Regions from separate parts of the Mus musculus genome. Here region 2 is linked to region 1. Evidence: chromatin loops called from intact Hi-C (ENCODE). Cell type or tissue: gastrocnemius. All regions are shown on one strand. Each heading gives the region's core, and the rest is flanking DNA. Links, peaks and the distances in the headings are about the cores only.

Region 1 (15,678 bases), core at 3,073-11,072:
TTAACTGGAAAAGGTAGCTAGCAGATTTTAACTACACTGACACACGCATACACACAGACACTTGTAATTTTCTGGAGGGAGATCAAAGATCAAAATGGGCAGGAATTATCTCAAGAATTTGTGACTAAAATCAAAAAAGTCTGTATTTCTCTGTCAAAATAGTATTTCCGGATACCATGATAATAGGTATTACCATTAAAATCCAGTACTAATGAGCATTTAGTACTCATGACAGGCTCAAAGGGCATAAGGATATAGCTGTTCATCACATGAATAGTAAGTGGCAGTGTTGGGATTTGAACCTAGATGTGCCTAGTGACTAAGCTGTTCAGCCAGAGCCTCACAGAATAGAATGGAACAGAACAGGGAACAAAGAAGCAGCTAAGGTGCCAGTAATTCTTAAGACCACACCCTTTATTGTGATACTTTAAAAAAAAAAATTATTATTCTAAGTACACTGTAGCTGTCTTCAGATGCACCAGAAGAGGGCGTCAGATCTCATTGCAGATGGTTGTGAGCCACCATGTGGTTGCTGGGAATTGAACTCAGGACCTTCAGAAGTGCAGTCGGTGCTCTTAACCACTGAGCCACCTCTCCAGCTCCTATTGTGATACTTTTAAATAATGGGTCATTCTGAGTGGTTCTTCAGGCAAGGCTAGAAGATCAAGTATCTCTGTATTTAAAAAATACTTAAAAACTTTAAAATAAATGTATGTTTATAGCTATATAAAATATTGTTAAAGACACATACTTAATTTGAATACAAGTTATGCTTTAGGGTCTAAGTATGAAAAAGATTTTTTATTGATGATCTTTATAATAAGATATCTGGAAGCTACTGGTGATATGTTGACACCTAAGGATTCAGCACATTTGCTGCAGTTTTAAAAAACAATAATCCAGTACTTAACTTGAATGGAAATAATGATTGTTTTGTGCAGTTGCTAATAGGTTAGCACCTCAAACAGTTTTTTGTTTGTTTTTTTGTTTTTTTGAGACAGGGTTTCTCTGTGTAGCCCTGGCTGTCCTGGAACTCACTATGTAGACCAGGCTGGCCTTGAACTCAGAAATCTGCCTGCCTCTGCCTCCCGTGTGCTGGGATTAAAGGAGTGTGCCACCATGCCTGGTTTCTCAAACAGTTTTGATTCTAAGATTTTTGTTAGTCTGGGAGCAAGTCACTGGCTTAACAGTAATTTTTGGGATCTGCCTGCTTTAGTGTCTAAATTTGAAATTTTGAAAGCTGAAAGCAGTGTTTGAAATATATGATAAAAAAGGCAGGTACTCATCTATCATAGGCTGGCACTGAATTAGCTGGTTAATTGAGGAATGGCCTTGAACTCCTGATCATCTCTGCGTCTTGAGTACTGAGATTACAGGCATGCACGACCACACTCAGTTTATCTAGTGCTGGGGGTTGAACATAGAGCTTCATACTTGTTAGGTAAGCACTCTACCAGTGGAGGAGTTACATCTCTAGCCCTGCTTTGGTCTTAATAGGAAAAATCTGACTATTTTATATATATATATATATCCATCCATCCACAGGGTCATAACTCAAGTGCTACCTGATGACACCTAGATAAAGATTTAGGGTCTATACCTTTCTTCTTACTGGGTTGCCACATCCAGCCTTGATGTGAGGGTTTGTGCCTAGCCTTATTACATCTTGTTATGTAATGTTCGGTTGCTATCCCTGGGAGACCTGCTCTTTTCTGAAGGGAAAGGGAGGAACTGTGGATCTAGGGGGAAGGGGAGGTGGAGATGGGGCAGGAACTGGGAGGAGGAGTAGAGGGGGGAGGCTGTAGTTGAAATGTACTTTATGGGAGAAATAAATAAAAAGAAGAAGAAAAAAATTACTGGCTAAAGGGTTGATATTGACAGGAGATGGGTGTGTCAAGTTGATGTTAGAAGTAGAAAAATCTGGGTATTCCTCATTAAAATGTGGCAGAGAGATGATTCTTTCATGCTTTCTGAGTAGGTGTGGGTTCAGGTGATCATGAGCTTTTTTCTTTCTTGATATTCAGATCATAAATGAGAGAATAGAAGAGTTCTCACGTTCAGGATGCCAGAGGAATATCTGTGCCGTCCTGAGTTGCTGCCAGGGCATCCTCTCAGCACCTGCCCTTGCTGTCATCTATACAGCCAAACCAGAGCTCATTGTGGCTTTGCTGAGCCAGCTCTGCTGGTCGGCCTGCAGACAGCCAGAAGGAGCCACGACAGCCAAGCTGTTTGAGGTCATTCATCTGGCTCTTGACCATTACCTCAGACTTCAGCAACAACAAGCCAACCCTAAGCGTGTCTTTGGAGATATGACTGGACACCTCTTTCAGCCCTGCCTAGTCCTGAGACACTTGCTTTTGGGGGGCACGTGGACCCAAGCTAGTCAGGGTCAGCTATGGCAGGTACTGAGCAGAGATATCAGGAGCAAGATTGACGCTGTTCTTCGAGCTGGTGTTTTTCGACACGATTTACTTTCATCCTACAAAGAGGAGCTCTTGGAGCAGCACCAAGAGAGTGTGAGGATGGGGGTCCTGAAGGGTCTTCTCACTCCAATGGAAGCTGTGATTGCAAGACTGGTAGAGCCTGGCTATGTCAGATCAGACCTCCATGCTTTGGTTGTGGCCAGCTCAGTGCCCTTGTTGTTTAGACTCTTTCTGGAAGCATACCTTCAGGAAGAAAGCCAGTTTCTCTGTTTTCAGGTTCTCCCCAGGTTGTTTGGCTGCTTGCAGATTTCACACCTGCAGGAGGGGCAGATAGAAGCCCTGTCCCTATCAGATTGGACTACAGAGCTTCTGGCTATAGAGCAACTGTTAAACTCAGTGGCCACCAGTAACATCTACAATGTGGCTACTGACAGGATTCGGCATGCAGAGACACAGTTTCACTTCTACCGCCGTGTGGCTGAGGTGCTGATCAACCATTCACAAGCATCTGTGCCAGCTTGGTTTCGCTGCCTCAAGATTTTGATCTCTCTGAATCATTTGATTTTAGAGCCAGACCTGGATGACCTGTTGTCTTCGGCTTGGATTGATGCGGAAGTAACAGAATTTCGAGCCAAAAAGGCCCAGGAGGTACTTATCAACACTGTCTTCCAGACGTACGCCAAACTCCGACAGGTGCCACGGTTGTTTGAGGAGGTTTTGGGGGTGATCTGCCGCCCAGCTGCTGAGGCACTGCGGCAGCCTTTGCTTGCCTCAGGCCTCTCTGTGGCTCTCAGTGCATGTCTTTTGGAGCTGCCACTGAGTCAGATCCTGGATTCATGGTCCCTTGTGCTAGATAAGTTCCAGTCTTTAGTTATGCCCTGTTTGCAGAGTGATACTGACATGGCTTTAAAGGCAATGTCACTGAGCTCTCTGCTGCACTGCATCATGTTCAACATGCAGAGTCTGGACAATAACATGCCTCTGCCCATCATAAGACGGACACAGTGCATAATGGAGAGGATGCTGAGAGAGCTTGTGGGGCCCCTTTTGGGCCTTCTCCTGGACCTCTGGAGTCCAGAGCCTGAGCTGTGGCAGCAGAAGGTGTGTGACTCTGCACTCTTACTCTCTTACACCTGGGCTCAGGTGGACGCTACCATCAGTTTGCACTGCAGCCAGTATTATTCTCTGGGGATCTCCCTAGCCAGAGCTGCTCTGGATAGTTCAAACCTCCCTTTGTTGCTACCAGGTGTAGAAATGGAGTTTTGGAAGAAGGTGGAAGAGTGTGTAGGCCAGTCCAGGTCTCTCAGTAGGTACTGCTTAGAACAGCTGTATCTTCAGAAGGTGAAAAGGACTTTAATGCGGAGTAATTCACAATCCAAAGAAGCCCTTCAAACCTTGAGGTTTGACACTGCTCACATTCTTGATTCTAGCAGAGACTGTTTAAGTCAGAAGACAGCAGCTGCCTGGGATAGGCAGGTGTCGACAATGAATGAGTCCATATATCCTGTAGCACACTGGCACTTGATTGTATCAAACCTCACAGTTTTAATACCCTACCTTTGTTTGAATGATGTGAGATATGTGGCCACTGTCTTGTTAAGAACTTTACCAGCAAGTAAAGCCCAGGGAAGCTTGGCACATGGTGAGCCACATGTCACACTTGAGAAAATATCCACAGCCCTCCTTCACAGCCCTCTCTTTCCAGAGATGCAGTCCCTCTACTCTGCCTTCCTGACGTGTATCATTGCAGAATGTTCCAGCACTCTGTGCTCTGGAGCTCATAGTGACCTGAGTCTTGTTAGTCAGCAGCTCCCCTGGCTTTCTGGAAAGGACGACCACACAATCGTGGCTCACTGGGAAACCAGATTGGCAAAAGTTGGACCTGAAGGTGTAGAACCAAGAGGAGAAATTGCCCAGAATTTTCTATCCATGGTCAAGAGTGGTTTTCCAATCAAGCTGGATGAAGAACAGCTAAAAGGCCTCCTGGAGCTCTTAGAAGTCATCTCTGCCCTTCGCCTGGACAGCCTCTCGCCATCTTACCACGTGCATATGTTTTTCCTGCTATTCTCCATGGCTGTCTCCACATTAGGGCATTGCTCTTGCCCACTAGCCCTCCAGTTCTTGGTGAAGTGCTACCGGCTCCTCAGTAGTCTGCAGAGAGGAAAGAATGGCCGCACTGTATTCAGGGTTATGTACGTTAGTGACATCTTTGAGGTTGTGCTGACCTCACTGTTGCAAGCCAGTGCCGAGTTTCAGGTTAGGGAGGATGACCCTGCTTGGCTGCAGCTTCTTCAGGTGTCAGGGGTGTTCTTAGAGCAGCTGATGCAGATGCTTACCCAAGTCAAGCTGAGCTTGGTGCTCAACTTCGGGAAAATCACTGCCTTTCTCTCAAGGTACAGGAAGGAAGCTTCCTGCAAAGAGGGGAAAATCCCGAACCTTCGGAGCAGGCAACTGCTTCTGGTGGCTCTAACCAAGTTGTGTCAGAGTTTGGGGCCTTGTGTTAAGGAGCGGAGGCAGCTACTGGAGGCCCCAGCAGAGCTAGCTGAATTGCTACAGCAGGCCATGATGCAGATGGGCACCATGCTGAAGCTTTGCCTAGTGTCCGGGACTACAGGCCGCCGCCGCCTGCCTTCAGTACTCCTCGCTGCTGTCCCCACACTTTTAGAAGTAGACATGAGCCAGCACCTCAGGGACGGACAGCCCAAAATTGCTCAAGTGGTGGATACAGACAAAACACTGCTTTCTCATGGGACACTTTACCAGGATGTCTACACGCAGTTGCTGGAGGAGTTGCCAGCCCTGTCGGGGAATGCTCAGTCTTTCCAGGCAGCATTGCAATTTCTAACCTTGTTCCTTTTGGCCCCAGAGCTCCATTCCAAGGAGACCTCTGTTTTTGCTTCCGTCTTTTATTCTGTGCAGAAAGTTCTTACAGGTAAGGTGGGTTTTTTGGTTTTTAAAATTTGTGTGTATGGATATTTTGTTTGCATGTATGTCTGTATACCCTCAAGCCACAGGCTGGTGTCAGATCTCCTGGCACTGAAGTAACTGATGGTTGTAAGCTGCCATGTGGGTGCTGGGAATCAAACCAGGGTCTTCTGGACTTACAGCCATTGTTTTTAACCACTGAGGCATCTCATTAGTCCTGATAAAGTGTTTCTTTCTGAGCTGATTCTGTGCTGCAGAGGCTTAAGTCAGTGGGACTCCATGGCCAAGTTACCATGCTTCATTCATATCTTGTAATTCATAATGCCTCTACCTCTTCAGCACATGCTACCTGTGTGTACCCGCACCGCTGGCTGGGCTGGGCTTCCCCTCTGAACAGGGTGATACCTCACAGCTTCAGAAGGAACCACGTGAGAAAGCTTGTCCACAACCAAGGCATGCATTTGCTCTTTCTATATTGTCGCATGTAAGCAGTCACCTTTCCAGCTTTCCCATCCCTGTGTCCTGTCATATTTTAGGGATTATTTTGTGCACTTTCATGCTTTGTTTGTTTGAAGCAGGGTCTTTGTCATAGCTAGCCTGGAACTCATTATGCAGACTTAGCTCATCTTGAATTCCACACCCAGATTTTTCTCTTTAATTATGTGTGTGTGTGTATGTGTGTGTGTGTGTAGGTTTGTATATGAGTCTGTGCACATGTGAGTTACAGGTACCTGTAGAGTCTAAAAGAGGTTTGCTGATTCTCTGGAGCTAGAGTTACAACGTTGTAAGCTGCTCAACATGGATGCTGGAAACTTAAATTTGGGTCTTCTGTCTGAACATTATGTGACCATAACCATTGAGCCATCTTGTCAACTCCCATTCATGGTTTTGAGTATTTGTTTTTGGCTTTTAATTTGCTCTAGCCACAGATGACTCATATAGATCATCTCATCTAGGGAAAACTCCTGTTTCAGGTCTATAGTGATATAGATTAACTTGGAAAATTATGGAAGCTCTGCTTTCCTCAGCACCCAAATTCATTTTGATCAATAACATATGTGTGTGTGTAGTTAAACAGACTGACTTGGTGTCGTCTATGTTAATGAGGTGTCATCCTTTGAGGCCAACTAAGGCCTCAGATACAGACTAGTGAAAGAGATGTCTTCCTGCATAAAACTGACACCTGACAACTGTAGCCATTCAAATAGTTACAAAGATTATTTAGAAACATCTAAAGTATTAATGTTAAACAAACACAGTACAAAATAATTCTTTTTGGCAGGACATGGTGGCACATGCCTTTAACCCCAGTACTACAGGGGCAGAGGTAGGAGGAATTCTATAAATTTGAAGCTAGCATGGTCTGCATAGCAGTTTCCAAGCCAAAAATACATAATGAGACCTTTTCTCAAAATCCAAACATAAATAAAATCCAAGGATCTAGCAGTTACTCAGTCTCACGCAGCAAGCAGGCGAAGGAGCAAGAGCAAGAGCTAGACTCCCTTCTTCCAATGTCCTTATATTGTCTCCAGCAGAAGGTGTAGCCCAGATTAAAGGTGTGTTCCTTAAACTTGGAGATTCAATCTTCTGGAATCCATAGCCACTATGGCTCAAGATCTTCAAACCAAGATCCAGATAAGGATCTCCAAGCCTCCAGATAAGGGTCACTGGTGAGCCTTCCAATTCCGGATTGTAGTTCATTCCAAATATTGTCAAGTTGACAACCAGGAATAGCCACTACAATCCACCCCTTGTCAACTTGACACAAATAATATCTCATGTTCACATGAAACAATAACAAGGTTGTAAATACGCCTAACATGATATAACTATCCCTCGTACAATCGTAAACGCATTAGTAAATTTACAGTGGGCATTCATATTACTTTATAATCCTCGTTTCTGCAATTGGTTACGTGGCCTTAATTGGTATTTATAACTACCTTCCTCTACTACCCACATGTGTATGTATATGTGTGTGTATATTTGTGTGTAAGTATAAAATGGTTACTCTCTAAAGCCTAAAAAAAATGAATAGGTCTGATGTCTTGTGTCTAGTGAGCAGCCTTTATCTATCACAGGCAGCAGAGGCTTTCCTTTTAGTTTTGGGGGTTGCTGAAGGGCTAGGGTAGGAGTTAGGTTGTCTTTTGAGTGCTGAGTAGAGAATGTGCTCAGTTGGTTCCCATAGAGAAGCTACAACAACAAGGTGGGACTTTTAGGAAGTGAAGCCACCAGGTCTGCCTGGGCTGCTGCCAGATCTGGGTGTGTGGACTGAATAGAGGAATAGAGTTGCCGTTGTCTTCCTGTCAGTGACCTTTCTGTCAGGATTCAAGAGTGGATCACCTGAAAAAAACCCTGGCTCTGATAATCTTTTTTTTTTTTTTTTTAAGTACACTGTAGCTGTCTTCAGCCTCACCAGAAGAGGGCGTCAGATCTCATTACGGGTGGTTGTGAGGCACCGTGTGGTTTTCTGGCATTTGAAGTCAGGACCTTCGGAAGAGCAGTCAGTGCTCTTATCCCCTGAGCCATCTCTCCAGCCCTCTAATGATCTTTTCTTGTCTAATAACTCAGGCATTGGTGCTTCCCTATACTGGAACTAACACTGAATTTCTGTTAAAGCTTGTGACAGCATTCTAGGTCCGTGTCTTAGGATGGCAGCTGGCATCTGAAGCTGTAGTTGCTGTCGATTTGTTAAACAGAACTTCTGCATCCCCTTTCCCTACCTCTGATGAGATGGGTCAGTTCTCACCCTTACTTTTATCAGTCAGAGCCCCTGATCTCTGTCCTCCTGATTGTAAATAACAGATTGAGATGTAGAAGGTGTGTGGCAGTCTGAAACACATGGAAGGATACACAGGGGGTATTGTAGGGTTGTGGGCCAGAAGGTCTTGGAGGGTTCCAGAAAATACCTTTGGGATCTGGTAGACAGTCCCAGGAATGTCAAGGCTCTTGTCTTTTTCAACATTCTTGGGTGGCCCCAACCAGCAGGATACCTGAATACTGAAGTGTTGAATGGGAAGACTGGGAATGAGAAATAAAGACAAAGGCAATAGTAGGGTGAGAGAGTCAGAGAGGATGCTCAGGTGGTAACGTGGTACCCTTCTCTTACCCAGAGGTCTTGCATAAACTAATGACTTACACCAAGCAAGTTTATTAAGAAGTACAGCATCGTATATACTATTTGTAGAATGGGGGTGGGTGGCCAAATCTAGAAGAGAGTCAAGTTAGACAGCGTTGGCAAAGAGAGCATGGCCTACCTCAGACACAGTGGTCTTAGATCTGGTAACAGCCCAGGCAGAAGAAAGAGTTGGGTCCCCAGAGGCTGGCTGCAGCTTTGACTCTTGAGGCACTGGCTCCAGTTATAGACTGGCCTGGCCAAGTCCACTCCTGGACAAGGATACAGAACTTTAAGTATCAGGACCTTTAAGAAAGTCAAGGGTTGCCGGGCGTGGTGGCGCACGCCTTTAATCCCAGCACTTGGGAGGCAGAGACAGGTGGATTCCTGAGTTCGAGGCCAGCCTGGTCTACAAAATGAGTTCCAGGACAGCCAGGACTACACAGAGAAACCAAGGGTTGGTTTGGCTCCCCACATCTGAGTATTTAAAAATATCCTGCTTCTGCACCATTAATGATTGTATGAGGAAGATAGATAAAGAATAATGGTCATGTTTGCTGTGGTCCAGAGCTAACGAGCATATTGGCATTTTCAGTGCGCAAGCACTGTACATAGGTACAGCTCTGGGTAAGAGAAGGGTACTACGTGAGCATCCTCTCTGATTCTCTCACCAGTACCTGTTTACACCTTACCAGTCACATTGTAACAGTGTTGGCTTCTTTTCCTGCAGGTCCATGCATACCTGCTCCAGTCACTCAGGATACTGAACTTCACTTGGGAGCCCTGCTCACCCAGATGTTTGAGGCTGGGACAACAGAGCACTTTGGGATGGTACTGCAGTCTATTCTTCAGGGGCTGGACGTCACTCAGGCATGGAGGTCAGATCTACAGGTGGATATCTTCTTTCTTTTGTTACAGGCCTGAAGTGGTAGTTATTCTTGGTGAAAGGAAAGATTGTTTGAAATTTTGTGTCACTTCTAAAACTAAACTAATTTGGCTGATAGAGTGGAGGCAGAGCAGGAGCCTGTCGGAAGGAGCCCAGTTGTGGACCATCTAGCTTCCATTGAAGAGTTCTTATTCTTCAAAGGAGAATTTCTTCAGAATTACAAATGCAATTCTCTTTTGGGGGGAGAAAAATAACCCCCAAGCATATTAAACTAGATAATGAGAGAGGGCTTCATAGACAAGGGAAACTTGAAATGAGTATTGAAGATTGAAGAATTTGTCGGGATAAATGGGTGTGCATGGGATAGCAGTGTATGTCTGTTGAGGCAGAGGGTGTACAATTTTGAGAAAGGAGAGGGCACCGAGCCACAATGGGTAGAGATCTTGTAGATATTCGGGAAACTGGCAACAGTCAGATTTGCAGGTTTGTGCAGCCAAGAGAAGGCAAGGGAAGAGTGCACAGGGCAGAAATCAGGATCTGGCTGGGGTTGTGTGACTTCACAGTCTTGGGGGAAAAGAGGCCGTTGTAACACTTGAGAAGCAGGACATGATGAAACACTAAGTAAAAGTCAATACCTGCCTGCTTATCCTCTGGCTTAGAGGAATTGCCTGCCACCACAGCATCTCACAAAGTATCTCCTTTAAACCTTTCCTTATGTAGTTTTGTTTTGTTTTTTAATTTTAATTTTTTTTCTTTATGTGTATGGGTGTTTTGCCTGCATGTGTATATCAGTGCACCTTGTGCATGTCTTGTGCTTGCAGAGACCATCAGATAAAATACCTTGAACTGGAGTTAGATGGTTGTAAGCCACAGAGTGGGTACTGGAAATCAAACCCAGCTTCCTCTGGAAGCCTAGCCAGTACTCTTAACCACTAAGGCATTGCTCGAGACAGGGTTTCTCTGTATAACACAGCCTTGGATGGGTTGGTACTCGCTCTGTAGACCAGGTTGGCCCTGAAATAAGAGATCACTTGCCTCTGCCACCCGAGTGCTGGGATTAGTTAGATATGTGCACCACCATTGCCTAGTTCTTGTGTAGTTCTTGATCAGTGAAGTAATAGTGTCCTCTGTGAGCAGCATCTTGGCAAAATGGAGTCTATGGTTAGGCTATTCTTTGTATCCTGGACCAATTTTGCTTTGTGACTGGTTTAGTGAAACGCTCCCCATCATTGCTTCCTGACTGTGCACAAATGTAAAAGAGAGTCCTTGCTCCTAAAACTCAACCTGACCAGGCCTTGTCTCTGTTCCTGAGCCCAACAACATGTACCAGTCAGTACCAGTGAAAGGCTCGCTCTCTCGCTCTCTCTCTCTCTCTCGCTCTCTCTCTCTCTCTGTGGCGTTTTCCCAGAGGACTGGCTATTTCAGTGCTAAACTTTGCCTTTTTTGTTTCAGGTTGTTTTGTGTGCCATTAGACTACTCAAACTGCTACTCAAATGTCCACTCAACGGAGAAAAGGCAAGTTTGCTGTGGCGTTCGTGTCCCCAGATCATCACGGCTCTAATGGTGAGTGGCTGCTTGAGATGTACCCTCCAGCTCGTCTGTCATTTCCTCTTCTGTAAGACAGCCGGAGTCTTGGGCTCTGTCATCTCTGGTTCTGGGGTCTTTCTTGAAGGTGGCCATGAACAGGTAACCCATTTGTGCTTTCTGTTTGTATACACTGTTAGACAGTAGCAACCTGGGTAAGAAGTAGTGAGAGGGACTGGCACTGAGAATCCAGACAGGAGTGATGAGATTGATGGCAAGGACAAGGTGAGACTACTGCGGGCCATAGACTCAGGTGGAGGAGATCCCCGGGGCTGATCCCCCACAAAGTTCTGTGGTCAGTTAAGTACACTGGTATCAGGATGGGCACGTGAGTGTAAGGCATGTGATACAGTAAAGGGGAATACTATTTAGTTTGAGTAGTAATATTGTGACAGTTATGGTGGCATCCTACCCAAGTGTTGAATTTTCATTTGGCAATGACTTGGCTTCATTTTATACTACATGAGCCTGGTCCATTGAGGTTGGTTTTAGTGTGTGCACCCTCCATTGACCCTGGCTCAAAGATCCTTGCCATCATCACCATCCAGATTGCAACTTTTGCTATCTGAGAGAATTGTTATAGATCAGCATATTTTCAGAGCTTAAAGGCCTTAAAAACTAGACTTCATGTTCCCTTCTGTTTTCTAATTTGCCCCTATGTCTTTTCCCTAAGAATCTGTAATACCAAAGACCTGTGCTAAAGCGAGCCATTTCCCCCCAATACAATGGAGAAGCAAGTTACTGAGTAAAGTATAGAGCATACTGATGGGTGGCCCTAATGGTGACAGTGTGTGTGTTGACTACACTGGGATACACTAGGTGAGAACCCACTTGATGCCTCTAATGTGCGTGGCAGACTGGCTGCAGAGCCATGGTCCCTGCAGAATGATGGAACTTGTAAGATTCAGGACCCAAAAGCCTCCTTCCATATTCACTGTCAAACTGGGCACCATAGAGATGCTCTCTAGGTGACACAGCGAAGACAGTTGTCCCTTATCTTGAGTCTATTCTCTTATTTTCCAGGACACTAACTGAAAATCTTATTAACTAGACCTAAACTGATTATGTTTGGGAAAACGCTGTTATACGCGGTTGACATGCAGCTTCCTTGTAAGAACTTGGATGTATCTGTTCTCTTTAAGAAACGTCTTGTCTATGGTAGTTACACCGAACCAAGAGTGAGGACTGACGCTGCTAGGTCTATGGAAGGTTGCCCTTGGAGACTTGGATTGCTGATTGGCCACACCACTTCCTTGTAGAGCACAGGCAGACTGCCTTTGTCACCTAGAGTTTTAGTGATTAGTGATGAGTGATTAGCTTTAGTGAGTTAGAGATTTAGTGATTCTTTGGAGATCACCTTCACTTGCTTTTCTTTGTCTGTCTTGCTTTGTAGCTGCAACACCGAGAGGCCTGCCGGGAGCAGCCTGTGGCCCTAGCAGTGATTGAGCCTGTTCTTGAAGTTCTGGCCGTTCTGCTCCGGAAAGGGGAGGAGAGCATTAGCAACCCTCACCATGTCAGCCTGGCCTTCAACATCCTGCTCACAGTCCCTCTGGAGCACCTGCAGCCTCGGGAGTTTGGCAGCGTCTTCCTGAAGATGCACAGTGTGCTCTTCTCCATCTTGCAGTGCCACTCCAAGGTGAGAGGCAGAAGAGTGCAGCTGCTCCTGCATGAGCTGGGAATACCAGATGCTGGAGGAGCAAGAGTCTGGGGGCTGCTCAGTGGGGCAGGCAGGCGGGTGGGCTTGTGTGCATGCGCATTAGGTCCCTGCATTATTCCTACTACCACTAAAAATAAAAGCAAACTGACAAAACTAAAGTAAAGAAAGCGTCACTGTTACAGATTTTGCTTCTAGTAGTTCTGATACTTTGACCTTCTCTTCAGGCCACTTGAGTTGTTGTTTACCACGTTTGTTCCTCTTGAGTGGGGTCCTGTAATATACAAAGGAGGCCCATGACTCCGGCTGCTGCTGCTGCTGCTGCTGCTGTATTTAAACAAGTCACTACCTTGCTTAGATATGTTGGGTTTATAATTCAAGTGGTAGGAAGTGAAAGTCTTGAGTTTCCTCTGCTGCTGTTTATGTTATACAGAGGCTAGGAACACAGATCTCATAGAAGAGAGTATGGCCAGCTAGCATTTGGTGAACGTTTGCTGCTTTACTCCGTAGTAAGCCTCTAAAGAACGTGGTAATCCTATTTTAGCGATAAGGATATCGAGGCTTGCTGAATGTTTTGACCATTGCCACTTCGTTGAATCTGAGTGTTGGGCTAAGCCTATTGATACCTTTGATCAGGGTTCTTTTCATGAACTACCACTAATACGTGTGGCCAGCAGGAATTCATAAATACTATGTATGTGCCTGTACACATACATGTTGAGATATTTCTAAGTATTTTGATAGTCTAAGAAGAGACAGTATGCACACATACTATGAGGTGCGTTTGAAGGTCAAAGGACAAATTTGTGGAATAAATCTCTCGGTTCCTTTTGTATGAGGTCCAGTGTCCAAATTAGGATTACTATTGCTATGAAACAACATGATCAAAAAGCAAGTTGGGGAGAAAAGGGTTTATTTGACTTACAGTTCCACATCACAGTCCACTGTTGAAGGAAGCCAGGACAGGAACTCAGGCTGGGCAAGAACCTGGAGCAGGAGCTGATGCAGAGGCCATGGAGTGGGTGCTGCTTACTGGCTTGCTTTCCATGGCTTGCTCAGCTTGCTTTCTTACAGAACCAGCCCAGGGATGGCCCTGCCCACAGTGGGCTGGGTCCTCCCCGCTTGATCACTAATTAGGAAAATTCGTTGCAGCTGAATCTTGTGGAGGCATTTCCTCAACTGGGGCTCCCTCCTCTCTGATTGACTCTAGCTTGTATCGAGATGATACTAAACTAGCTAGCACATCTGGCAATTGAACTCAGGCCACCAGGCATGCATGCCAAACACCTTTACCCACTGAACGATCTTATCTTTCCAGCAATGCTGGTTTTTAAGAGAAATATTCTATTCTAAAGACTTTCCCAGCTGTCAACCTTTGGCCCTGCCTCACTACCTTTGTTTGACATGAAATATTTTGACTAATTATTAAGGCTGTTATGTGACTGACTGTATAAGTGCAACACAAATCCATCAGCAAACAACAGTGTTTCTCTCCTTGTGCTTTACTCTGTTGCTCCGAGCAGTGCCGTGCAGTGCAGTCAATATTCAGTGAGGTCTGCATTGTCAGTGTGGTACTCATTGGCCTCAGACATGATGGCCACTTGAAATGTAGTCGGTCTGACTAGAAATTGCAGGTTTAATTTTGCTTAGTTCTACCTAAATTTGCATGAGCTTACTGCTGTTTGCCTGGACACCGTGGTTGTGTTCCTGATGTGAGGTATACAGAAAGCATGTTTGGGGCTGGGGAGATGTAAGCATGAGGGGCCCAGTGCGGATCCCCAGAGTCCACGTAAAGCTGGACATGTAGCCTGTGTCTGTAATCCCAGTGTTCGAATGGTAGGGTGAGAGTTGGAGACAGGCAGATCCCTAGATGGTTGAGGGTCAGCTAGCCTGGAGAACACAACAGTGAACAACAAAAAGGTCTTGTCTCAAAAACAAGGTAGCAGGCTAGGACCCAACCCCGGAGGTTGTCCTCTAACTCATGTGTGCTGTGGTCACATACTTAACTATGTATCCACAGATACAAGGAGAGGGATTAGAAGAGGATATCTGACCCACTGGGACTGGAGTTACAGACATAGATAGTTGTGAGTTACTGTGGCTTCTGGGAACCAAACCCAGGTCCATGCAAGAGGACCTGTTCTTGACCACTCAGTTCTCTCTCCAGCTCCAGGAGCAGGCTTAGAACCTAGTCTCCGTGTTCACAGGAAAGTCCAGGCAGGCTGTTTAGTCACTGCTCATTGAGATAGCTTGATTCCCATTGTACGTGAATGCGTGTAATCTTTTTTTAAAATATCAATTCTTTGTCCTTTTAGGGTATATTAGGAACAGTGTAGAGAAAACATAGACTTAGCAATTTTAAGTCATTGTGCCTACAAATTTTGAAAGATGCACAGTGTGGAACCCCTGTTCTCTAAAATGTTTAAGCAAAATTAAGAGCCGGGTATGGTGGCACACCCCTTTAATCCCAGCACTTGGGTGGCAGAGGCAGGTGGATTTCTGAGTTTGAGGCCAGCCTGGTCTACAAAGTGAGTACCAGGACAGCCAGGGCTACACAGAGAAACCCTGTCTCAAAAAACCAAAAAAAAAAAAAAAAAAAAAAAGAAAAAAAGAAAAAGAAAGAATTAAGGAGCCGATATGAGCCAGGTGCTTAGTCACTTTAGGGAAAGATGTGCCTCTTTTGTGTCTGCCAGGTAAGCAGACAAGACATGACTGACCCACTTCTGTGTGCCTTTGTTACACAGGTGATGCTGAAGGCCGTTCCATCTTTCTTGAACTCCTTCAATAGACTGTTGGTTTCAGTTATGCATGAAGGACGGCAGAAAGACAAAGGTAATTGAGAGTAATGGCGTCAGGTGCAGATTCAGATCTACTCACCATGCAGTGTTCCTGGTTATAAATAGTACTGAAAGTAAAACCAAAGGATGGACATCCAGAGACTGCCCCACCCGGGGTCCATCCCATAGTCAGCCTCCAAACGCAGACACTACTGCACATGCCAGCAAGATTCTGCTGAAAGGACCTTGATATAGCTGTCTCTTGTGAGGCTATGCCAGTGCCTGGCAAACACAGAAGTTGATGCTCACAGTCA
Region 2 (15,678 bases), core at 5,153-13,152, 55 kb before region 1:
GATTCCTCAATGCACTGTTAAAACCTGCCTAATCTCATATAAACGGCTAAGGCCTCCTACAGTCCAGCAGTAAAGCTGACAGATGGACGGCCTGAGCGCTCATCTATTTCCTCCCTCATAGTTCTAAGTAACTGGCAATCCTTTTTTATGTCCTGCTCTTGGCGTTGACTTGGCTTTTGGTTGCTTTTTATCACAATCTCATACAGCCCAGGCTAAACTAGCTTCAAACTGGATTGTGCAGCCAAGAATGACCTTAAATTTCTGATTCTCCTGCCTCTATCGATTGAGTTCTGGTATTACAGGCGTATGCGACTAAGCCCTGTGTACTGGACATGGAACCCAGGACTCAGTGCATACTGGGGATGCACTCTGCCAACTGAGTCACAACCCTGGCACTTGCTTGCCTTTTAACCTCGTTCCATGAATTTTACGATCACACTCACCAGTTATTCGGGCCAGGGGGGCTGGTTGGAGAGTGAGCGGAGATGGGCTGAGCCGTCAGAGGTAAGCGAGATGTCTATGGCACACAGGCTGCCTTGCAGGAGCACAAAGGTGAGGTCTACACCCCTTGAACTCACACTTGGTTCCCAAAGGCGCTCCTTGGCCTGACACAATTGGCTGTCTTCACACCTGCTCTTCAGGAAAAGCCACTCTCTTAATACTTACTCAAGAGAGGTAGGCCAGGCCAGCAGAGGTGATGCCTTTGTCCCTACAGTCTGCGGCAATGTTCTTGGTTCTATATGCTTACAAAATGACAAGAACATCTCATGCCTCTCCTGCTCCTGAGAGCCCTGACAGAAAACACCAAGAGGAAAGGCTGACATACCATCATGCCAACACCAACGGAGGCCTGGGCCCCAGCTCTCAGGCCATCGGAGAGGTTCTCAGTCACGGAGCGCCCCAGGAGTGCGGTATCCGAGGAGAGGCGGTTAATTAATTCGCCTGTGCGGGTCTTGTCAAAGAAAGCAACCTCTTGCCTTAGAATGGAGGAGAACAGAGAGGTGCGCAGCCTGTTCACAATGCTCTGACCTGCAAAGTAAACACAACAGCCAACGGTGACTGCAGCCACCGGCAAGCTGTTTATTTAGCCTGCTGTCAGAGCCCGTTTGTAGACTGAGCACATCAGCTCTGTGGATCCTGACACGGGGTGGACTCATACAGACCTGGCCTGTATGTATCTATATGTAACTTCCTGTTAGTTAACTACAGACTGTGGGAGCAAGGACAGGAGATAGTGATGAAGGTAGTGACGTGGCCAGCAAGAAGATCCAGCAGGTGACGGTCCTTGTCATACAAACCTGATGACCTAAGGCAACACCTCGGACCCAGGAACCCACAGAGACCACCTGCTCCAGAACATTTTCCTCTGATCTCACCACATGCGCATGCATGCCTGCCCGTGTATGTAAACATATCATAACAACTATAAATACACTTCAATTCTTTAAAAGGTAACATGATCCTTGACATGTTAGGAGCATCAAAGACCTGGAGCATTAATCTGTACATGACTGTCTCCCCTTACGTGAATTGCACTTAGCAATAGCAGGAATGGGTTAACCACCCGGACACCATCTTACTAGCCACACAGACATGAAACGCAGTCCTGCGCTGCCAGCAGTCCTGCTGATAAACCAGACTCTCTACAGGAAAGCCACTCAAGTTCCCACCCCAGCAGCTCCACAACAGCACGGAGCAGACAGCTCTTGCTTTGCTACCTGCTCAACCCTGACCACAAGAGAGTAGAGAATGTTCCGAATGACCGTAACACCTTCCTGGGGGGACGTGAGAGCCGAATGCAACATTAGGAAGACAAGGGGCCTGGAGCAGCAGCACTTGGAGCCCTGATCCGACCCCGGGGTCCTTTGTTACCTCACAAGACTGACCTGAAGCCGGGCAGTGGTGGCGCACGCCTTTAATCCCAGCACTTGGGAGGCAGAGGCAGGTGGATTTCTGAGTTTGAGGCCAGCCTGGTCTATAAAGTGAGTTCCAGGACAGCCAGGGCTACACAGAGAAACCGTCTCGAAAAAACCAAAACCAAACCAAACCAAAACAAAACAAACAAAAAAAGACTGACCTGAAGACTGCATGAGGTAGACACGAATGCCGTTGGCAGCAGCGCCGCACAGGAACACACAGGTGAGCACAGCACAGAGCCGAGTCAAGCTATCGCCATAGCCCTCGCTTGGGTTGGTATAGATGACATCAATGATCCTTCCCAGGAAGAAGGGGGCAGACATGGTGATGACACTGGACACAGCCAGAAACCCAACTGCAGCTGAAAGACAGGAGCGACACTCGTATTCACAGCACAGCACAGGGCAGAGCCAAGTATACACGAGACTCAGGCCCACGCTGGCCTCAGTGGCTGGGCGTTCTCCTTCACCAATGGCCTGACTAAAGGAAGGGGCAGATGGCTTCAGGTTGAGAACAAGCAGCATGGCTGTGTGGGAATGTGCGTTCCTTCCTCACGCAGTTACAGAGAGGATGTGTTATGGTTTGTATTCCTTCCTGTGAGCAGGACCTGCAGCCGCAGTGGGCTCCCTCCTGGCTTCTGGTATTCACACTCATTTCAGATCCTGCTTCTGCATTTCTGCTCCTCGCTCTAACTCCCTGGCATCTAACTACACCTTCGTTCGAAGGGCAGACTATCCAGGGAAAGTTATCTTGTGTATATGTGAGGAAGGGGGAGCTTTTTTTGTGTCAAAGCCTAACTCTGTAGCCCAGGCTTGGCTTCAGACTCAGTATGTAGCTCAGGTTGGTCTTAAACTTCCCACGACACTATCTCGGCTCCTTGAATGCTGGGATTGTAAGTGCATGTCACTGTGCCGGGCTTAACACTCTTGACTGTGCTCAATATTTCAAAGCTCTCGATACATAAACTTTGGGGAGCAGTTCCTGGGACCCACTTGCACAGGGGGTGTCCCTTCTGAGTATTATGGCTCTGGGGAATAAAGCATGAAGTAACAGTTATCAGGAGAACAATTCTCCTTGTCAGTAAACAACAGATAAGGAGGCAGAAGCTTGCCTTCCAGCCATGTGTGGTGATGACTGTAATCCCAGCCCTTGGGGCACAGAGGCAGATCTATGAGTTCAAGGCCGGCCTATTCTACACAGCAAGTTTCAAGCCCCCCAGTCTTAGCTACTTAGTTGGCTAAAACAAACAACAAATCATTCTAAGCAAAGTCCAGTTAGAAAGAACACACACCACAGACAACCACACCTATGCCTTTTTTTTTAAGCCATTAATTTATTTTATGTATTTGAGTACATTGTAGCTGTCTTCAAACACATCAAAAGAGGGCTTTGGATCCCATTACAGATGGTTGTGAGCCACTAATGTGGTTGCTGGGAATTGAACTCAGGACCTCTGGAAGAGCAGTCAGTGCTCTTAACCACTGAGCCACCTCTCCAGTCCCACACTTATACTTTTTTTGTTTTTTTGTTTTTTCGAGACAGGGTTTCTCTGTATAGCCCTGGCTGTCCTGGAACTCACTCTGTAGACCAGGCTGGCTTCGAACTCAGAAATCCGCCTGCCTCTGCCTCCCGAGTGCTGGGATTAAAGGTGTGCACCACCACGCTCGGCTACACTTATACTTTTAAGGAACATGAAGTCATACACGACCAATTTTTTTCTACTGGTGATGATGGTGAAGCCTCGGGAAGGAGGCTCTCACACCGGTGGGAGCTCACACTGCCCTGGTGAAGGAGCAAGTTCACACCAGCAACAGATGAGGTCTCGAGTGACTAGTAACGGACTCCCGAGAATTAAACTTCCATATTGTGGGAATCCAAAGCCAAGGATGTGGGATTAGAGCATTGCTTATATCCGCAAAAGAATCCATACCTTAAACACCCACATAAATCAGTTAAGTCGAACCTACTAAAAAGAATTTATAAATAGTAAGCTACCAGTTTAAGGAACGAAGTCACTCTTTGGTTACCAACCTAGAACAATTGAGCAAGATGTACTGTGGGATCTGGGCCTGGTGACACAGGGCTGATGCTATCCAGGAGGATCACAAGTTCAAGTCTAACCTCAGCTACGGAGTGAGTTCAAGTCCAGTCTAGGCAACTTAATGAGACACGGTCTCAATATAAAGAGGGCTATGGTTGTCCCTAAGTGGTAGAGCACTTGCCGGGCATGCATGAAATCCTAGGTTTAATCCCCAGTACTGCTAAAGCAGAGAAAGACAACAGACAGGCAGACAGACAGACAGACAAAGACAAGACAAACAGCTGGTTAAAGAACAAGTTCTAGATAACAATATTAGCATCTGCAGAGTGGTTCCTTCTTTGCTCCTTCCTCAGAGTTTACAGGAATTCAGAACATTTCTGGAAGAGTGATAGGTTCAGTAGCCCAGGCTCCCAGGCTCCTTTTACGTGGGTGCTGTGATAGGTGCAGGGCAAGTCTGCCTCCTCTGGGTTTCCCTGGTTTGGATAACAAATCTCTTAGGAGCCTTGCTGATTTGTGGCAGGACTGCCTGAGAATCCAGGAAGAGTTCCCTGGGCCCCTTTGCAGATGATGAGGCTTCTGTCTCCTTGGCTGAGTGATAAGGCTGGACCACTGAGCCAACAGAGCAAGGGGAGAGAGCATGGGGGTGGGACCCACTCTTCAGAGAGGCCTGACCCTGCTTCCTGCCCTCCATATATCTCCTTCTTTCTGTCCTGGCATTCTAAGTGTGCTGCTGGCTCACTGTTGACATCTGTTTTGCCACCTGCTGTAGCCCCAGGGCCCTCACCTGTGTCACACAGCAGGAGCTCAGTCAATACTTGCTGAGAGACAGAAAGAGTATTGGACTTTAGCAAGGGAGTGGCCAAGTGCCTGACCAGAGCAAAGTCCTTTGTCAGCTCAACAGGGAAGGTCAGACCCAGGCATTCAGGGAGCTCACATGCCAGTTGTCAAAACTCAGGGATGGCTCACAACCATCCATGACGCCAGTTCCAGAGGATCCAATGCCCTCTCCTGACCTCTGCAAGAACCAGGCACAGGTACATACATGCAAAAAAAAAAAAAACTTGAAAAATTTTAAGTTAAAAAAAAAATTGAGGGGGCTGGTGAGATGGCTCAGTGGGTAAGAGCACCCGACTGCTCTTCCGAAGGTCTGGAGTTCAAATCCCAGCAACCACATGGTGGCTCACAACCATCTGTAAGAAGATCTGACTCCCTCTTCTGGAGTGTCTGAAGACAGCTACAGTGTACTTACATATAATAAATAAATAAATCTTTAAAAAAAAAAAAAAAAAAAAATTGAGCCGGGCGTGGTTGCACACGCCTTTAATCCCAGCACTTGGGAGGCAGAGGCAGGCAGATTTCTGAGTTGGAGGCCAGCCTGGTCTATAGAGTGAGTTCCAGGACAGCCAAGGCTACACAGAGAAACCCTGTCTCAAAAAACAACAACAACAACAACAATAATAATTTGGGCTGGAGAGATGGCTTAGTGGTTAAGAGTACCAACTGCTCTTCCTAAAGGTCCTGAGTTCAAATCCCAGCAACCACATGGTCGCTCACAACCATCTGTAACAAGATCTGATGCCCCCTTCCGGAGTATCTACAGTGTACTTACATATAATAATAAATAAATCTTTTTTAAAAATCAAAGAAAAATAGAAAAACTCCATAATCATAAACTGGGTGCGTTGTCACACCTGTGTACCCAGTCCCACCAGACACTCAGGAGGTAGGCAGAGGAGTGCCAAGAGCTTCTGCTATTTGTGGAGTTTGAGGCCATCCTTAGCTACATATCTTAAGACAAAACAACACAACCCGTACTCTCACTCTAACTGGATAGTGTGAACCAGGACAGAAACCATTCCCTTTCAGAGTAATGCTGCATGCTCCCATGGGACAGTGACAGGGCAGGGAGAGTGGCTTGACACTGGTCTCACATAACTCAGCTGGTGACTGACCACAAGGAAGAACCTTCCCAAAGGCCAGGCTCTCCTCTAGTTTCCTTTCCTTTCCTTTCCCTTTCTTTTTTTCTTTTTTCTTTTTCTTTTTTTCTTCTTTCTTGAGACATGGTCTTGCTATACAACTCTGGCTAGCCTAGAACGCTACATATATATAGACTGCACACAGATGGAACTTCCGGTGGCTTTACTGCTTCTGTCACCCGAGTGCTGGGATGTGGTGATTTGAATATGCTTGGCCCCTGGGAAGTGGCACTGTGGGGGAGGTGTGGCCTTGTTGGAAGAAGTGTGTCACTGTGTGGGTGGGTTTTGAGGTCTCCTAGTGCCCAAGTTCTGCCCAGTGTAGAAGAGAGCTTCCTTGAGGCTGCCTGAATAAGAGAGTCTTTCTCTGGTTGCTTTCAGATCAAGATGTAGAACTCTTGGTTCCTCCAGCACCACGTCTGCCTGCACACTGCCATGCTTCCCGCCATGATGGTAATGGACTGAACCTCTGCTCCTGTAAGCCAGCCCCAATTAAATGTTTGCCTTTATGAGAGTTGCGTTGGTCATAGTCTCCACAGCTATATAACCCGAACTAAGGCAAAGGATTACAGGCATTCCTGGAGCACACTATGTAGACCAGGCTGGCCTCAAACTTGCAGTGATCTTCCTGCCTCTGCCTCCCGAGTGCTGGGGTTATAGGTGTGAACTATTATGCCAGACTTCTCTAGTTTTCTAAATCACATGAAGAATCTGTACGTTGAACTCCGTAACCCCGGTTCCAACTGAGTTCTAACACTGTAATGATACTCATACAAAGAAGAGGGGGACCCTGCTGTGGTGAAGCACACCTGGAATTCCAAGTTCAAGGCCAGCCTGGTCTACCCAGCCAGTTCCAGGCCAGCCATGGTTACACAGTGAGATACGGTATGGGGGGAAAAAAGGAGGCTATTTGACTAAATCTAAACTCATCCAAGTATAGTTCATGTACTTACTAATTTATTCTATTATTTAAAAACAAATTTGGCTCCCGACAGGTCGCATGTGTACACCCACCCAGGGGCAATCTGGATTCAAAAATGAAAGACACGCGTGCACACACACACACACACACACACACACACACACACGAGTGTGCCAGTTAATTTTTGACAAGCCGTGACTTCCCTGAAGGCTGAGTACTCCTAAACCTTCCCCTGCTACCCCAGCCCCAGTGGGGAAGTGGCCATTGGCCCCTTACCTGGATTCTTACATGGCTGGTTGGCTTTCTCTCCTGCAGCGCTTATGTCCCATCCTTCTCCCGGGAGTCATGGTGACTCCCTCCTTCCTTCCATTCCTAGGCCTCGAAGAACCAAATGTCCCACCTCAGTCTATCTGCCCAGACACTGACTGTTAGCTCTTTATTGATCGATCAAAAACTAATTGGGGACAAGGACCTTTAGCATTTGGACACACGGATTCCCGATTTTGGGGGCCAGATTAATTCAAAGCATTAGAACCAATCTTCAACATTTTAAGATTTATTTTAGTTTACATGTATGGAAGTTTTGCCTGCATGCACGTATGTTTAGCATGTGCGTGTGCATGTTGGATCTCCTAGATAAAGGGTTATGAGTATTTGTGAGCCACACATGGATGCCAGGAACCAAACCCAGGTCCTCTGCAAGAGCAACCAGGGCTAAGCCATATCTCTGGACCTGACTGATCGATTGATTGATTGATTTTTTTGTTTGTTTGTTTGGGTTTTTTTTTTTTTTGAGACAGGGTTTCTCTGTATAGCCCTGGCTGTCCTGGAACTCACTTTGTAGACCAGGCTGGCCTCGATCGAACTCAGAAATCCGCCTGCCTCTGCCTCCTGAGTGCTGGGATTAAAGGAGTGCGCCACCACGCCCAGCGATTGATTGATTTTTACTTATTTATTGTAGTGGTTTGAATAAAAAAGGGCTTCCAGGGCTGGTGAGATGGCTCAGTGGGTAAGAGTACCCGACTGCTCTTCTGAAGGTCCAGAGTTCAAATCCCAACAACCACATGGTGGCTCACAACCATCCGTAACAAGATCTGACTCGCTCTTCAGGTGTGTCTGAAGACAGCTACAGTGTACTTACAAATAATCAATAAATAAATCTTTTAAAAAAAAAAAAAGAAAGAAAAGGGCTTCCATAGCCCTGTAGAGAGTAGCACTATTAGGAGGTGTGGCCTTGTTAGAGTGGGTGTGACCTTATTAGAGTGGGTGTGGCCTTGTTAGAGTTGGGGTGGCTTTGTTGGATGAAGTGTGTCACTAGGGGCAGGCTTGGGGGTCTTAGAAGCTCAAGCCTGGCCAGTGTGTCACTGTCACCCCCTGCTGCCTGAGGACCCAGAGGTAGAATTCTCAGCTCCTTCTCCAGCACCTATCTAACTGCAGGCTGCGATGCTTCTGGGCTAACCCTCTGAACTGTACACCAGCCCAAACTAAATGGTATCTCTGTACATCAATAAACACTAAGACTTTTATTTTGTTGTTTTGTTTTGTTTTGGAGTAGGAGCTCTTTAAAACTCTGGCTGTTTTAGAACTCACTCTATCAAACTCAGAGATGCATCTGCCTCTACCTCCAGAGTGCTGGCATTAAAGTTATGCGTTGCCACTGCCCAGCCAATTCATTTATTTTTAATCTAGTGTATACATGAGTGTGTGGGTGTTTTCAGAGGTATCAGATTCCCTCAGAGCTGGAGTTTAAGTGGTTGTGAGCTACCTGACATGGGAATTGAACTCTGGTCCTCTGGAGGGCAATGCACACCCTTAACCACTGTCTCTTCTCCTCGGTCCCAATTTGCTTATTTATTTTTGAGACACAGCCTCACATAGCCTAGGATAACCTCAAACTAACTATGAAGCCAAGGATGGCAGTTCTCCTGCCTCCACCTCCTGCTCTCAAATGCCAGGATTAGAGTTGTGTGCCAACATGCCAGGTTTTACACAGTGCTAGGATCAGACCCGGGGCTTTGTGTGTGCCGGGCTAACCACTCTGCCAACTGAGCAGTTGTACCCCAATCTCTGGGTTATTTTACTGTTGTCACCCCCTTGTATTACAATCTGAATGTAAATAAAAAAGATTCTGCCATACGGGGCTATGGGACATCGGGTTCCACCCAAATCCTAGACCTTACTCTGCACACTGTAACCTGGAATTCTCCACGTTCCCTCCACAGCACAGTGTAGCACCTGTCAGCCTGACAGGCCCCAGCGGTTTCAGACCGATATTCTCAATGCCCACTGTCCTTATACGACTTAGTCCTGGCGGTCAGAGGGGTCAGGGGGGGTCAGAAACAGTAAATGCAGATGGCCTCGGGTCTGCACCAGGCCTGGGATGTCCAAGGCTGAGGAGGGTCAGGAAAGCTGGTTCTAAAGAGAAGACAGGACCAAAACCCAGCTCTGCCACCAACATGTCTGACCCAACACGAGTCACTCATCTCCTCTGTGCCTCAAATTTTCCTACAATAAACAGACGACAACAACAGAACCTTCTCACGGAGCTGCCTTGAGCAGAGCAGATCCAGAAGGCATCTGGCACAGCGCCTGGTCGCTGTCATTTCAGAAAACAGGCTGTGCATTGGCTCAGTCCAGAGGTAACTCAGCTGTCCCATCTCAGAGACCAGGGACCGAAAGGAAAAAGACAAAACGGCCGCTTCCTCAGGAGGGCGAGAGCTGTTTGCAAGCATGCTGGGATCTGCAGGGATTGGGAGAGGTTTTCAGAGATGATGTGGATCTGACAGGGAATGGGGGAGAGGACACAGGGGGATGAGGGGGATCAACTCTAAGCTGAGGGAAGGAAGTGAAGATAGGGGCTGAGAGCCTAGACTAAAGCCAAACAGGAAGTGGGTTCAGGAGATCGTCAAATCCCTGCAGTCGCCCCACATCACAGGCTGTGCCTCTTGCCCCTCAGACCTTCATTTGGGTATCAGGAAGCAGTCTCTGTAGGCCGTCCCATCCCTTTCTCGAGGTACTTAACTATGACCCCTCCAAGGACATAGGTACAAAGGTCAGCCATGAGCTCGACCAGTTCCAGGCAGGCACCAGCTTTTAAGAACAGTCATTATTGCGCATCATCAGTCCTTACCAGGAAACAGGAGGGCAGATGACCTGAATCCTGCGGATCTGCACTTGTGAAGGGAACAGAGTACACTGATAGTATAGCTAGGAGCCCGCCCTGTGAACCAGGAGACCCAGCTCTCCAGCTATCATCTCATCGTGGGGCTGCTGCTCACTGGGAGAGCCGAGCCCTGGCCTGCTATCTGCCAAACACACAGGAAGCCTGAGTAAGTACACCCCTGTCCCCTCCTGCTCCCCCCACCCCACCCCACCCCCGTCTGCTCCGTGCACGTTCCTGATGGCCCTGGGCTCAGCACCTTCTGAGGCTCCTGGTAACCACAGTGATAAGAGTAGCACTCAGTGCTGAAAGGCTCTGGGTAGCACTGCAGACTTAGTGATACCAAGATAGCTGAAATCCTGAAGGAGTGGGCTGCCCAGAGGAGTGACCGCTCCACTTCTGCTCTGGGCGAGCATCTGCAGACATCTCCCATTGGAGGCCATGCTTTCCAAGTTTTGGATCTATAACTTTGAAGTCTTCTGGGGAACAAACTGCTGAAGTGGAGGGAAGGTAGGATTAGTACTGAACACAACCCCCAGTCTTGGGAGTGTATTTTCTCTAAAACTAGAAAACTAACATCCGAAGCCAGGAGTGATGGGGCACACCTTTAGTCCCAGCACTCAGGAGGCAGAGTTTGGAGCCAGCCTGGTCTACAGAGTGAGTTCCAAAACAGTCAAGGCTACACAGAGAAACCCTGTCTCAAAAAAATGAGGGTGGAGAAGGAAAGTGTCATGCTAGAATGGCGGTCCCGTCTCAACAGCACACTAGGCCAAGACTGTTTCACGTGGAAGAGGTTTTATTGGGTGAGACAAGGAGGTGAAGGCAGAAAGAGAGGGGGGGGAGAGAGAGAGAGAGAAAGAGAGAGAGAGAGAGAGAGAGAGAGAGAGAGAGAGAGAGAGAGAGAGAAAGAGGTGGTGGCAGAAAGAGAAAGGAGAAAGAGAGAGGGAGGGGTATTCCCCTTATTTATATGGAAAATGACATAACACAGGTAAAGGTGTGAGGCAAGCCAAGTGGATTCTGGGAATATAGTAGCTGTTGTCTTGGTAACAGGTCTGTAGGTCACTCTGTTGCCTGTGATGTCATATGTTTGGAAGGTCCTGATGCCAACAGAAAGAGAAAGAGGAGAGGGAGAGAGAGGGAGAGGGAGATGGGGAGGGGGAGGGAGAGAGGGAGACAGAGAGAGAGAGGGAGAGAGGGAGGGAAGGGAGGGAGGGAGGGAGAGAGAGAGAGAGAGAGAGGGGAGAGAGAGAGATCTGCTGCTTTGGGGGGGGATATTTAAAGAAATGATGACAGGCATGGTGGCTCCTGCTCTGACAAGGGAATAATGTTATGAGTTTGTGGTCAGTCTAAGCTATAAAGTGATCTCCTGTCTCAAAAACCAGACAGACAGACAGACGAAAACCTATGCAACAGTTCTGTTTCCCCAGCATTTCAAAGATGTGCCAACCCTTAGCATGATCTATTACAAATTAACGGCCCCACCACTTCCTTTTACTCCCACCAGGGCCAACATCCAGACCAGCTTTGCCATGACTTCTGAAGAAAAGATAAGCTATCTAAGAGCTCTTCTTCAGCTTTCCTGGAGACAGAATATATTTACTACCTCCTTAGGAAGCCTTAAGAATTCCCAGCACTTGGGAGGTTGAGGCATAGATTTCAAGCTGGAGGCCTACCTGGACTATAGAGCAAGACCCTGACTCAGAAACAAAACCCTTACTGTCGGCGGCAGTGTGTCTGTCCCTCAGGCCACACATCTGATGGTTCAGTGAGGCAGACTGACAGCTCGGATGATGGAAGCCGGTTCCTGTTCTGACTTACTTAATGCAGACTCCACAGCATGCTGGCAGGGCAGGACAAGTGGGGCCAGATGGCAGGTCACAGACATGACAGGTACAGGCAGACAGGGAAGGGCTAGGTGGCATCAGCAAAGCCTGATTCTCCACAACTTTGAGATCTTAAGTTTCAGAAGCAGAAGCCTAGGTGCCTGCCTCAGCCCCTCACAGCCTGCACACAATTGCCCAGAGTCTCAGGCTCCTCCGTGCACACTGTCTGCTCCTCCCTGTGCCCTCCCCCACTTCCCATGGACATCTTTTAAACCTGGGTTTGGTGGCTCACACTTATAATTCCAGCACTTGGGAGATGGTCAAGAAGATCAGGAGTTCAAGGACATCCTCGGCTACATAATGAATTTGAGGCTAGCCTGGGCTACATGACACCTGTCTCAATAAAACACAGAGGAGGGGGCTGAAGAGATGGTCCAGTGGTTAAGAGCAGTGGTTGCTCTTCCAGAGGACCCAGAGTTCAGGGTTCAATCCCTACTACTCTCACATGGCAGCTCACAACTGTCTATAACTCCAGTTCCAGGGGATCTGACATCCTCACACAGACATACATGCAGGCACATAATATAAAACAAAAATAAATGTTCATATGATGAAAGTAAATAATTCATTTAAAGAGATTAAGGAAAATACAGAGGGGAAAAAAAAAGCTTACAGGATAGCAAAGAAGACAATGACTTTTTCCATTGAAATCCACAACCATTGTAAAATCTGTCTTCTTTTACTAAGGTCACAACAACTTCCTGATTCTCGTAGATGGCAGTCCCCTGTGCCCTTGCTCCACAGGCAACCTGCTCCATGCCCAATAGCCCCCAAAGAGAGTAATTTGTACAGCAAGGGACCCAACAACCTATTTGAAGTCCTGCCTGTTTCAAGAACTGTGTGGCAAAGTCTTTCCTTTTTGCAAAACCCTCATGCCTATCCCATTTCATCTCTGATCCAAACACTTCGCTGCCTGCTAAGCAGGGATTCCCAGGAGCAGGACTCCATGTCAGCTTCCCAAGGTAATCGAACCCACAGGAGGAGGGCACAGTTCATATTCACAGAAGGAATGGAGATTTAGAGCTCTAGCTCTCAGGATGGCTCTGCTCCAACCAGCCTTGCCTGCACCGACTGCCAGACATGTGGGAGTTACAGAATATTGTCACTTAGACCCAGCCAATTCTGATTTCTCTTTAAAAGCCATTTGTCTATCCGGCTGAGTTACTGTCTAGTTCTTTTATGCTGTGGCCAGTGCCTGGTCCTGACCAAGTCACCACTTAGGGAGGTGACAGCCAGCACAAAGCTCACAGTGATCCACTTCATTCTGGGAAATTTTGGTGGTTGCTTGATACTGTGTAACCCTAGCGATGTTATTATTATTACTACTATTATTATAAATGTATACTATAAAGTAGACATGATTTTGGCAAAACTCCTGTTTTTTTTTTTTCTTAAAGGAGGAAACTCTAACTTATTCAGAGAATGCCCCAAAGCAGATGCTGACAAGCTGATAGGGACCAAATATTCTAGTAATAGGCTCAGATGGGGAGTGCCAGCCAGCATCCATAGCTTTCCAACAGGTGTCAGCAGACTTGATCGCCCTTGTCAAGGCCAAGGCCAGGCCGAGGCCCACCGGCCGCCCACTGGCCCACTAGTACCCCCAGGTTCTTACCTGACAGTCTCCCGCGCTCGGGGCGCACCAGCCCTAGGAGCTTCCATACTTCTGAGCGCCCGGTCGCCGCGGGACGCCGCTGCGAGTCGTTCCCAAGGTCTCGCACACCGGTGGCAGCTGCACCCTGGAGCCTGGCGAACAGGGGATGTGCGGCGCGGGGTCCTGCCAGCACCCAGCACCTGCGGGCCCCCGAGGAGGTGGCCCACTGCCCCACGCCGCCAGGCAGCCCGGATAGGGGCGCGGGAAAGCGGAGGCCCGAACCCGGCTTGTGGATCAGAGAGGTCCACGCGCGTACGAGCGGGGTCCATTCAGAAGCCAGCCATATCCGAGAGGAGACGGCCGGGGCCCACGCTCGCACGGCAGGGCCCCGACGCGGAATCAGCAGTAGCGCCCTAGCAGAAGGGGCGCGCATGGCGCTGCGTCTGCCCGGACAGTCTCACCAACCGGCCGGGCCGCACGCCCCGGGACCCTCCCCGCCCGGCCCGAGCACAGGGCGGGGACGCAGCAGCGGCCCGCCCCTCCCGCCCCATCGGGCCAGCGCCCGGGCCGCGCCTTCCGCCGCGTAGGGTCCACCCCTGGGCGGCGACCAGCCGCTAGCTCCCCGGCAGTGCCTTGTCCGGCAGGCAGTCGCCAGCGCCTGCGCCCGCCAGCCGCACGCGGAAGCTTTTTCGCTCTCCTGCGCCCTCCACGACTTGTGAACCTGGAGCGTCCGAGCCCTTTCTCTCGCCGGTCACTGGCGGAGTGCGCATGCGCGGCACTCAGGTCGCCCCTTACGACCTGAGTCTCTTGCTTGAGACCTTTGGGTGCCTTCGCCTTCGTGCGGTCGGCAGACCAAGGAGTCTCCACATCTTGGAGAACTGTGCAATGCAGGAGGTGCCGCAGAGGCCCGGAGAGTAGAAGTGACCCCGAGAGCAGTGGTCTTAAGGACGGCAGGCCGGGAGTATCCTATGGAGGCCTAGGTTGAGGAAGGGGGAAGAGTTTGTGGACTCCTAGATAGTTCACTCGACCAGAGCGAATTCAGCCGCACACGCTTTTAATCCCAGCACATAAGAGGTAGAGACAGGCAGATCTGAGTTCGAGGCCAGCCTAGTCTATAGAGTGAGTTCCGGGACAGCCTGGGCTACATAGTGAGCCCTGCCTTTAAAAAAAAAGGGGGGGGAGGTTGCAAAACAACCTCAACACCAGTATTTTAGTTCAATATATTCCTAAAACCCAACACGAATGGGGGGGGGGAATCAAGGGACAAAACATCAGACTTTTCAAATGCATAATACCCCAGTTCCAACCCTGGAAAAGTCATTTATTAAAATAGGGAGTGGGAGGGTAGTGCAATGTTCAGTTCAGGAGCACCAGGTCCCTGAGTCCACACAGATAAAGGAGAGAGAGGGGGAGAGAGAGAGAGAGAGAAAGAGAGAGAGAGAGAGAGAGAGAGAAAAGAAAGGAAACCAAGCAGTTAGCAGCTGGTTGTAATTTGTTTATCTGCTTTCTGTTTTGTTTTCCTCATGTTTGGCCCAGACATTGAGCACTCCTTGAATCGAGGCAGAGGCAGGTAAATGTGGATCTATTTGAGTTCTAGGCCAGCCTGGTCTCATAGAGAGTCCCAGGATAGCCAGGGGTTACATAGGAAAAAAACCTGTCTCAAAAAGCCCAGTAAAAATAATAACATAAGAATCTTTCATATTTGTCTGGCTCCTGAGATCTCAGCATCGTTGTATGTTTTCCACACTCAGACAAGGGCCTCACCTACATGTGAAGTTACGAGGTGGAGGGGGTGAACAACACCGTGAGTGAGGTTAAGTCTGCCTTGAGCAAATTGGAGATGTGGGAAGCAGGCATGTCCTTTAAAATCCAGCCCTGAGGCCCAAGAAGACTTGAGTTTTCTTCCCATCAGTGCAGGAATTATAAGCCCCAGGGAGTCACAGTGTGAACTACACCCCAGCCACACTCAGCAGGACCCAGGTTCCTGCCCAAGCTCCAGGAGCACTTCCTGTTCCTTCCTCTTGGACCCCAGCTGAGCATCGTTAAGGAAGGAATGGCCTCCAGGCTGGCAAGAGTAGCCACTTTCTGAAAATTATTGTTATTATTTTTTAGATTTATTCATTTATTATATGTAAGTACACTGTAGCTGTTTTCAGACACCTCAGAAGAAGGCATCAGATCTCATTACAGA

Evidence for each region. Hi-C counts contacts between places; a loop is a spot of excess contacts. Peaks named below come from ENCODE experiments on the same cell type or tissue, not always from the same donor. Only the 100,000 strongest peaks of a DNase experiment are listed, where the experiment ranks them.
Region 2: a loop joins it to region 1, with 2.1 times the contacts of the local background. A loop is called at or near these places in 9 of 42 quality-filtered maps.

What each region holds. Positions count from the first base shown.
Region 1 is chr8:124,025,835-124,041,512 of GRCm38, forward strand. Urb2 (URB2 ribosome biogenesis 2 homolog (S. cerevisiae)) reads left to right here. Exons shown (of 10, transcript NM_001368414.1): 4 at 2,025-5,355; 5 at 9,194-9,354; 6 at 10,802-10,912; 7 at 12,327-12,569; 8 at 15,332-15,419. Among named protein-coding and RNA genes, the nearest start is that of Mir1967, 11 kb to the left of the region's middle. In gastrocnemius, for the core only: a CTCF peak has its summit at 7,770 (motif pointing right); no DNase peak of the experiment used is centred there.
Region 2 is chr8:123,968,894-123,984,571 of GRCm38, forward strand. It overlaps Abcb10 (ATP-binding cassette, sub-family B (MDR/TAP), member 10), which reads right to left and starts at 14,229. Exons shown (of 13, transcript NM_019552.2): 1 at 13,509-14,229; 2 at 2,078-2,278; 3 at 827-1,029. The coding sequence starts at 13,920. In gastrocnemius, for the core only: no CTCF peak of the experiment used is centred there; DNase peaks (open chromatin) are centred at 8,844, 9,445 and 12,946; H3K4me3 peaks cover 478 bases; H3K27ac peaks cover 314 bases.